Linked DNA regions of Homo sapiens: regions 2 and 3 are each linked to region 1. The links are chromatin loops, found by intact Hi-C in ENCODE. Cell type or tissue: endothelial cell of umbilical vein. All regions are shown on one strand.

Evidence for each region. Peaks named below come from ENCODE experiments on the same cell type or tissue, not always from the same donor. Only the 100,000 strongest peaks of a DNase experiment are listed, where the experiment ranks them.
Region 2: a loop joins it to region 1, with 4 times the contacts of the local background. A loop is called at or near these places in 2 of 110 quality-filtered maps.
Region 3: a loop joins it to region 1, with 6 times the contacts of the local background. A loop is called at or near these places in 2 of 110 quality-filtered maps.

The regions. Positions count from the first base shown.
Region 1 is chr1:47,313,097-47,315,596 of GRCh38, forward strand. It overlaps STIL (STIL centriolar assembly protein), which reads right to left and starts at 1,051. Exons shown (of 17, transcript NM_001048166.1): 1 at 940-1,051. RefSeq lists an enhancer at 1,061-1,790 and a silencer at 1,108-1,157. In endothelial cell of umbilical vein, no CTCF peak of the experiment used is centred here; DNase peaks (open chromatin) are centred at 555 and 1,205; H3K4me3 peaks cover 1,912 bases; H3K27ac peaks cover 1,738 bases.
Region 2 is chr1:47,210,689-47,213,188 of GRCh38, forward strand. No RefSeq gene overlaps it. Among named protein-coding and RNA genes, the nearest start is that of TAL1, 20 kb to the right of the region's middle. In endothelial cell of umbilical vein, no CTCF peak of the experiment used is centred here; a DNase peak (open chromatin) is centred at 1,393; H3K27ac peaks cover 1,706 bases.
Region 3 is chr1:47,228,185-47,230,684 of GRCh38, forward strand. It overlaps TAL1 (TAL bHLH transcription factor 1, erythroid differentiation factor), which reads right to left. Exons shown (of 5, transcript NM_001290403.2): 2 at 1,012-1,167. Among named protein-coding and RNA genes, the nearest start is that of TAL1, 2.8 kb to the right of the region's middle. RefSeq lists enhancers at 147-1,108, 1,109-2,070, 2,263-2,500. In endothelial cell of umbilical vein, no CTCF peak of the experiment used is centred here; DNase peaks (open chromatin) are centred at 727, 1,457 and 2,273; H3K4me3 peaks cover 2,500 bases; H3K27ac peaks cover 2,500 bases.

The DNA.
Region 1 (2,500 bases):
GTGGATCACCTGAAGTCAGGATTTCCAGACCAGCCCGACCAACATGGTGAAACCCCGTCTCTACTAAAAATACAAAAATCAGCCGAGCGTGGTGGCGTTTGCCTGTAATCCCAGCTACTAGGGAGGCTGAGGCAGGAGAATCGCTTGAACCCGGGGGACGGAGGTTGCAGTGAGCCGAGATCACTCCACTTCACTCCAGCCTGGGCCAAAGAGTGAAACTGCGTCTCAAAAATAAACATAAAAATAAATTTTTTTTAAAAAGCCGATGGCTCTTCTTTACATACAGAATAAAGGATCTTCACAATCCAGCCCCACTCTATTATTCCAACCTTAACCCCCCCATCCACTCATCCTACATTCCAGTCAAACTGAACTACTTGCAGTGCCCCGGTTTCAATATCTGCACAGGATGCCTCCCTTAACTTGGAATGCCCTAGTAAACCCCCGCCATCCCTCACAATCCAACTCGAATGTCACTTCCTCTGTGAAACCTTCTCCCAGACACCGTGGCGATGGTACTATACTGTCTGTACTCACACGCATAGCATTCTCGCACTTTGCTGTTTACACTTTACTTCCAGTAGTCCATGAACTTCAAACATTAACTGATCCCTTACTACGTAGCAGAGTGTGAGCCAGAAATTGTGAGGAATGCAAGAGCGAGCATTCAAGGTTTCAGTCCTCAAGAAATTCCCACCGTAAAAACAACTTTAAATGGCACGTTATCGACTGCAAACCTCTTTCACATACCTTAGCTCAGATGATACCCAAGGATTTCATGGACTGCTTAATTTCTCCCACTAGCTCCCCTTCTCGTCATCTGCTCCAGGCTCCTGGAGGGCGGAACCCACTACAGGGCTTTGAATGTTACCCACCAACCTTCCCAGGGCCCCGCTGCCGCCTCTCAAGGGGAAACCAGGAGCACAAAGCTCCACTTACCGCAACTTCCGCGGAGCTGAGGTCTGTTTGCAGGGTAGGAGCGGGAGCCGGCTCCAAGGAGCGCCACCGCCGACTCCGGCCCCGCCTCTGGGACGTTGGGGTCGCGGGAACTGAGGCGGCAAACACAAGCTCGCGAAACTGAAGGCCGCGCCACGCCTGCTGACTGGTCAGAAACCTCGCCAGTCAGGGAGCGGGGGTGGTGCTAGAGAGCCGCGCACGGTCGCCGTTACGTATTGGTGTGCCGACCAATCAGCGCCCCGCACTGGTTCCGCGCTCGACCAATCCCAAGTCTTCTTGGAGAACTGCGGGCGCCACCGGCGCTCCAGGATCAAGGATCCGAGGATTTAAACCTTTCATTTCGTCAACGGTTAAGTTCCGGGGCGGGGTAGGCTTTCCGCAAGCGCAATGGAAAGCCCAGCTAGGTAGACGGAGGAGCGAGTGGCAGATGAAGCCGGAAGTGCTCTATAAGATGATCATTGGTCGGCGACTGGAAGCGGACACCCGAAGAACAGTTTCCAAACTCTTTACCTGAAAGCACAAAAGACAAGAAAGTTAGAGTTATTCCAGTTTCTTACTTTTTAATTTTTATTCTAAAATGTACATTTTTAATTTTTCCTTTTTGTGATCACTTATCCTCAACTTCTAGATTTCTTCCAGTTTCTTTCCTAGGAAGCCATCTGTTTTAGTGACATAATTTTTTTTTTTTTTGAGGTGGAATCTCACTCCGTCGCCCAAGCTGGAGTGCGATGACGCGATATCGGCTCACCGCAACCTCGCCTCCCGAGTTCAAGCGATTCTCCTGTCTCAGCTTCCCAATTAGCTGGTATTACAGGCGTCCACCACCCACCACCACGCCCGGCTAATTTTTTTTTTTTTTGAAACGGAGTCTCGCTCTGTCGCCCAGGCTGGAGTGCAGTGGCGCGATCTCGGCTCACTGCAAGCTCCGCCTCCTGGGTTCATGCCAGTCTCCTGCCTCAGCCTCCCGAGTAGCTGGAACTACAGGCGCCCACCACGCCCGGCTAATTTTTTGTATTTTTAGTAGAGACGGGGTTTCACCGTGTTAGCCAGGATGGTCTCGATCTCCTGACCTCGTGATCCGTCCACCTCGGCCTCCCAAAGTGCTGGGATTACAGGCGTGAGCCACTGCGCCCGGCCTAATTTTTGTATTTTTTAGTAGAGACGGGGTTTCACCACGTTGGCTAGGCTGGTCTCGAACTCTTGACCTCAGGTGATCTACCCGCCTCGGCCTCCCAAAGTGCTGGGATTACAGGCGTGAGCCACCACTCTGGGCCAAAATTTGTATTTATTAATTGATTGATTGATTGATTGATTGAGACAGGGTCTTGCTCTGTCGCCCAGGCTGGAGTGCTGTGACGCTATCTCGGCTCACTGCAACTCACTGCACACTGCCTTCCAGGTTCAAGCAATTCTCCTGCCTCAGCCTCCGGAGTAGCTGGGGTTACAGACAAGCACCACCACGGCCGGCTAGTTTTTGTATTTTTAGTAGAGACCAGGTTTCACCATGTTGGGCACTGGGCTGATCTGGAACTCCTGACCTCAA
Region 2 (2,500 bases), 100 kb before region 1:
CAGGTGCCTTACCAGCTGCCCAGGCTGCAGCTTCCAAAGCACAGCCCACTCTTTCCCAAGGCTGTACCTCTGTCCTGCTGTTCCTGCTACCCTGAATGCCATTCCTCTCTTTGCATACCTGACAAATTCCTATTCATCCTTCAAGAACCAACTTCTTCTGGAAGCCTTGCTTGACCCCCAAGTGAGTCAGACTCCTGCCCTGGCTGACTTCTAGGGCAGCACTCCACATGCCTGCAACTACCTGATTGGCCTGCATTCCTAGAACTGCCCGGTTCAGCAAAGATGACAGTAAGTGTACAATGACTTAATGAATTAGAGAGGCTAAAACTGCGTTGTCCAGCATGGCAACCACTAGCCACACATGGCCCTTTACATTCAGAATAATTCAACTTAAAATTAATGTTGTTGGCCAGGTACGGTGGCTCACATCTGTAATCCCAGCACTTTGGGAGGCTAAGTCAGGCAGATCACGAGGTCAGGAGTTCGAGACCAGCCTGGCCAACATGGTGAAACCCCCACTCTAATAAAAATACAAAAATTAGCTGAGTGTGGTGGCAGGCACCTGAAGCTACTTGGGAGGCTGGGGCAGGAGAACTGCTTGAAACTGGAAGGCAGAGGTTGCAGTGAGCTGACATCGCACCACTGCACTCCAGCCGGGGGAAAAGAGCAAAACTCTGTCTCAAATAAATAAATAAATCATTGTGTTAAATGAATAAAAATGCAATGAGCTGCACTAGTTGCACTGCAAGTGCTCAAGAGCCACATATAGTTAGTGGCTATAATATTGGACAGGACAGACACAGGACATTTCCATCATCACAAAAAGTTCTATTGGACAGTGCTGACCTAAGAGTGGTGATAGAACACCAGCAGATCTAGGTTCTAGCTTCAGCTTAGTTCCTGGTTCCTACTTTGCCTCTCTGAGACTTTCCTCATCTGTGCAGCCCATCCCACATGCTGTGCAAGGCCAAGCATAGACAGTACCTGACAAGGACATTCCACTGATTCCATCATCCCACTGCTTTGGATCAGACACACGTGGACTTGGGGAAGCAGATGGGCAGGCGGCACCTGGCTGCCTAGAGGTGAGGGACCCACCCTCAGGCTCCAGCAGCTCAGAATAACCCAGGGTCCAAAGCTAACCCAGTGAGTCTCCTAGGAAGGCAGGCTCTGCAGAGAGCACGGCCAGTGTGCATCTCTCCATAGGCTTGAACAGGCCAGAGTGGGCCTGATGATCCCAAACTCATCTCTTCTGAACCCAGAGGGAGACCCAGGCAGAGCCTAGGGGAAGAGGCAGCTGCAGGGGCTGGTCCAAAGGGGAGGGGAGGAGTGGAGAGTCAGAAACGCGCTATCAGCACTGCCCGTCCTCCCCACTTCCTCTCTTCGAACGGATCACATCCTGTTATTGTGTGGAAAGAAAAGGCCGGGAGCTGGGGAGGGAGGCAGAGCTCGGACCAAGCAAGTGGGGAGAGGTAGGAAGAGAAAGGAGGAGCCAGAGGAACAGGACAGTGGGCAGCAGGGAGCTCCACCAGCTCCGCCCTGAGCCAGGTGGCCTGGGCAGGAGTAGGGGACCCAGGAGGGAGGATGAGCATCCATGGGGCGGCCTGCATCCCCCATTGAGAGATGCTGGGGCCCAGGACAGAAAATGGCACTCCCTCCTGGAGGCTTTCCCCAAGCCTCTTCCTCAGGCTCCTTCAATTTAGCTAATGTTCACCCTGGTCTCTACTGCCAGAGCAGGATCTCCCGTGGCTACCAGGCCTCTCTCACACAGCACTTGCCTCCAGGGTGGAAGGGCTCTGTATCCATTCCCTTCACCCCACTTCCACCCAGCCTGTGAACCCCTGCAGACAGGGCCAGGGCAGTCCCTTGCTGGCTCCCCTGCACTGCTCAGCAGGAATTCCTGTTGCTGTGAATGATTAAGTTTCCCACATCTTCCTCTTCTTTCTGTCTTCTGCCATTCCCAAGCATACCCCCTATCCAAATCCCATTTCCACGAATAATAACGGCTGTTTTCTATAAAACATAAGCACTTCACATCCATTATTTTGAAATCCCATGACAGCTCTGCAAGATGGGTGTTAATATCTTCATTTAACCAATGAAGAAACTGAACCTCAGAGAGGTAAAGTGATTTACCCAAAGTCACACAGCTGGAACTTAAACCCAGTGGTCTGACTCCAAAGATCAGCCTCTTTCTGTTGGCCCAGTTGCCCTTCCCATTCACTGCCTTCTGTGCCCTGGCCTCTCTCTTCTTGAACTGATACCAAATTGACTGCCCTGACTGTCCACTGGGCTTGTCCTCAAGTCGGGCCCACTGCTTGAGGCAAGCTGTCCAGCGCCCACACTGATTGCTCATAGTCCTAGCAGATTGCTGGGGCAGGCTGAGCTGCTGTGTCCCTGCACAGCACAGGCCTATTTGCTCTAAGGACACCAACTACCTGTTGACTATTTTGTCTTCCTTTCCTGAGAGGTAGTGAGCACTGGCTCTGGACTCAGATCT
Region 3 (2,500 bases), 85 kb before region 1:
TGTGGAGGACCTCTCCCGGCTCCTCCCCACATTTTAGGAAAATCCTGCCGGTTTAGGATTACCAGCCAGAGGTCCATGCCCCAAAGAAGCCACTCACAAACACTGATGGTTGTTGGCGACTAAGCTGCATCACTTGATTTGGATTACAGAAAGGAACGCCCGAGAGATTTTGTTTGTTTTTATTTGGGGAGAATGAAGGAGGAGGGAGATTTTAGACTGAATCGTTCTAGAGTATTTGACGACTACAGCTCCTCTCTCTTTGTACTACGGAGACCCTGCTTATAGCCCCCAACAGGAAATCCTCATCTGCAGTTGCCAGACAGCCAGAATATTTCCACCTGTGCCAGAACAAGACAGAAGACCCCAGGAGATTCTTCCTGGGGACAGGTCTCAAGCAGACCCAATCCCCCATACAGAGAATTTCTTAGATGAAAACAGCCTCAGGCCCTTAGACCCAGCCTCTGGTCTCTCTTCTGGGCCCACACCAGCACAACACCCTGGAGAAGCCCCAAGCCTGCACAAGTACCAAACCCACCAGGGAACAGCACCACCATCCTCGCCTCTACCGGAGAAGAGGGGTGTTCCTGCCTCCCCACCCTAGGCCTCAGGCCTGGGATCAGGGCCCACTCGAGCTGGGACTGCACTAGCCAGGAAGGCTGCCGCCTTCCTCCTGCGGGAGCTCCAGGCACAGTCTGTACCACCCGGATACAGCCGCCCCAAAGTTACCGGCCTTGGGAAACGTCCACAGAACCGGGACCAATGGGAAAGGCCTGGACGACTAAGTCCAACTAGCTGGTTTTACCCTGGGTGGAAAAGGGAAAAAGCCGCTGAATGCCACAGAGGCAGCTACAGCAGTCAGATCCCGATTCCAAGCTCTGGCTGGTCCTCCCCTCCCCCCACCCCCAATCTGAGAATGGGCTCTCCTCTGTCCTGAGCCTTCCTCACCCCAGGCCGGAACACAAGGCCTTCCTAGACACCGTTTCCACCGGCACCATTCCCCTGAAAACTCACCTGGGGCATATTTAGAGAGACCGGCCCCTCTGAATAGGATCTCCACTCCGCCGGAAAGGGGCGGAAGCCGAGGAAGAGGATGCACACCCGGGTCTTTGCTTTCCCCCTTTTTCGCTGAGAGGCCTGCAGTTACGCTGCGGTGTGGTCCTGGGCGATCTGCCGCGCCCAAAGCGAGTTTCCAGGAAAGATAGGGGTGGAGAGAAAGAGGCAGGGCAAGAGGGAGGGAGAGAGAGAAATGGGGGTCAATGGCTGGGAATTACCTCCTGTCCCCGACCAACCAGTCCAGGGAATCGCAAACAGCTTTCCGCCCCCAACCTGCAGGTGTTTGGAGCCTTTCCTCTACCCCCTCCTCCCCCCACCCGCCTTAAAAAACCCTATACATGACCAATCAGGAATAGCTATTTAGTCCAACAGCAACAACAACCCCTCCCGACAGGCTGTCTGGAACATTTTCGAACCCTCCAACTGGGATCGGTCTGGTTCAGTGTTTGTTTTCTAAGCAGGGAGGTGTCTACGCGGTTGCCTCCTCAGCCAGGTCTCCGGCTGCCGCTACACCGCGAAGGGATAGTCCCGGGCCTGGATGGGCGGAGGTCCGTGTTGGGAAAGGCGAATAGTCTTCAGACTCTGGTCGGTGGGACAGAACCTTGAAGTCCCCCCCACCTCATTCTCTCTCTGACCCCCATCCACCCACCTCCAGCCCAAAGCGAAACCAGAACCCAATTCCAGGGGCTGTACTTTCCTACAGAAATGGAGTTGGGAAGGGGGCTTGGAGAGAGATATCTGATCTGTTCAGGTCCTTTCTCGTCTCCCTACTGATTAAGAGAAAGAAGAAAGAGAGAGGAAGAGAGAGACAGAAAAAGAAAAGGAAATAAAGACCAACAAAGGGGGAAAGAAAGAAACAAAGGGGAAAAGTCCCCCACCTTCCCCTCCACCACCCCTACGAAATGATTTTCGATTTTTCGGGGTTTAGACAGAGTAAGGGAGAATTCTAATGATTTGTTACAGCAATAAACAAGGTAAAAGGAAAGGAGGTAAAAACAAACCCGACACTACTTTCAAGGATGTAGCAGGATTGAGCTTGCTTTTATTTTTTCCTAGTGGATTTTGTTTAATTTGTTTTGCCTAAATCGTCAGGCTTATGATCACACATCGAAGTCTTGGATTAACTGCGAAGGCCTCCTTCTATTTGCCGCGGCTTTGGTGGACATATAGGAATAATTCTTCCCTGGATTGCAATACAATGCGGAAGATTTTCTTTCTCCTCTTCTAATCCAAAAGAGGGGAGGGGAGGAAAGAAGAGGGGAATCCATCCATTCCCGGCGTGTTCGCGGGGGGTTAATGTTGCGTGTTCGCTGGGGGTTAATGTTTGCCTTATGACCAAGTCTCTGTGTCCGTGCCTCTCTCCATTTTCTCTTCCTACCTCAAACCCAGCAACTTAGAAAACGGCTGTAGCGGAAAAAAACCCGCTGCTTTGTTCTCCCGCCAAAGG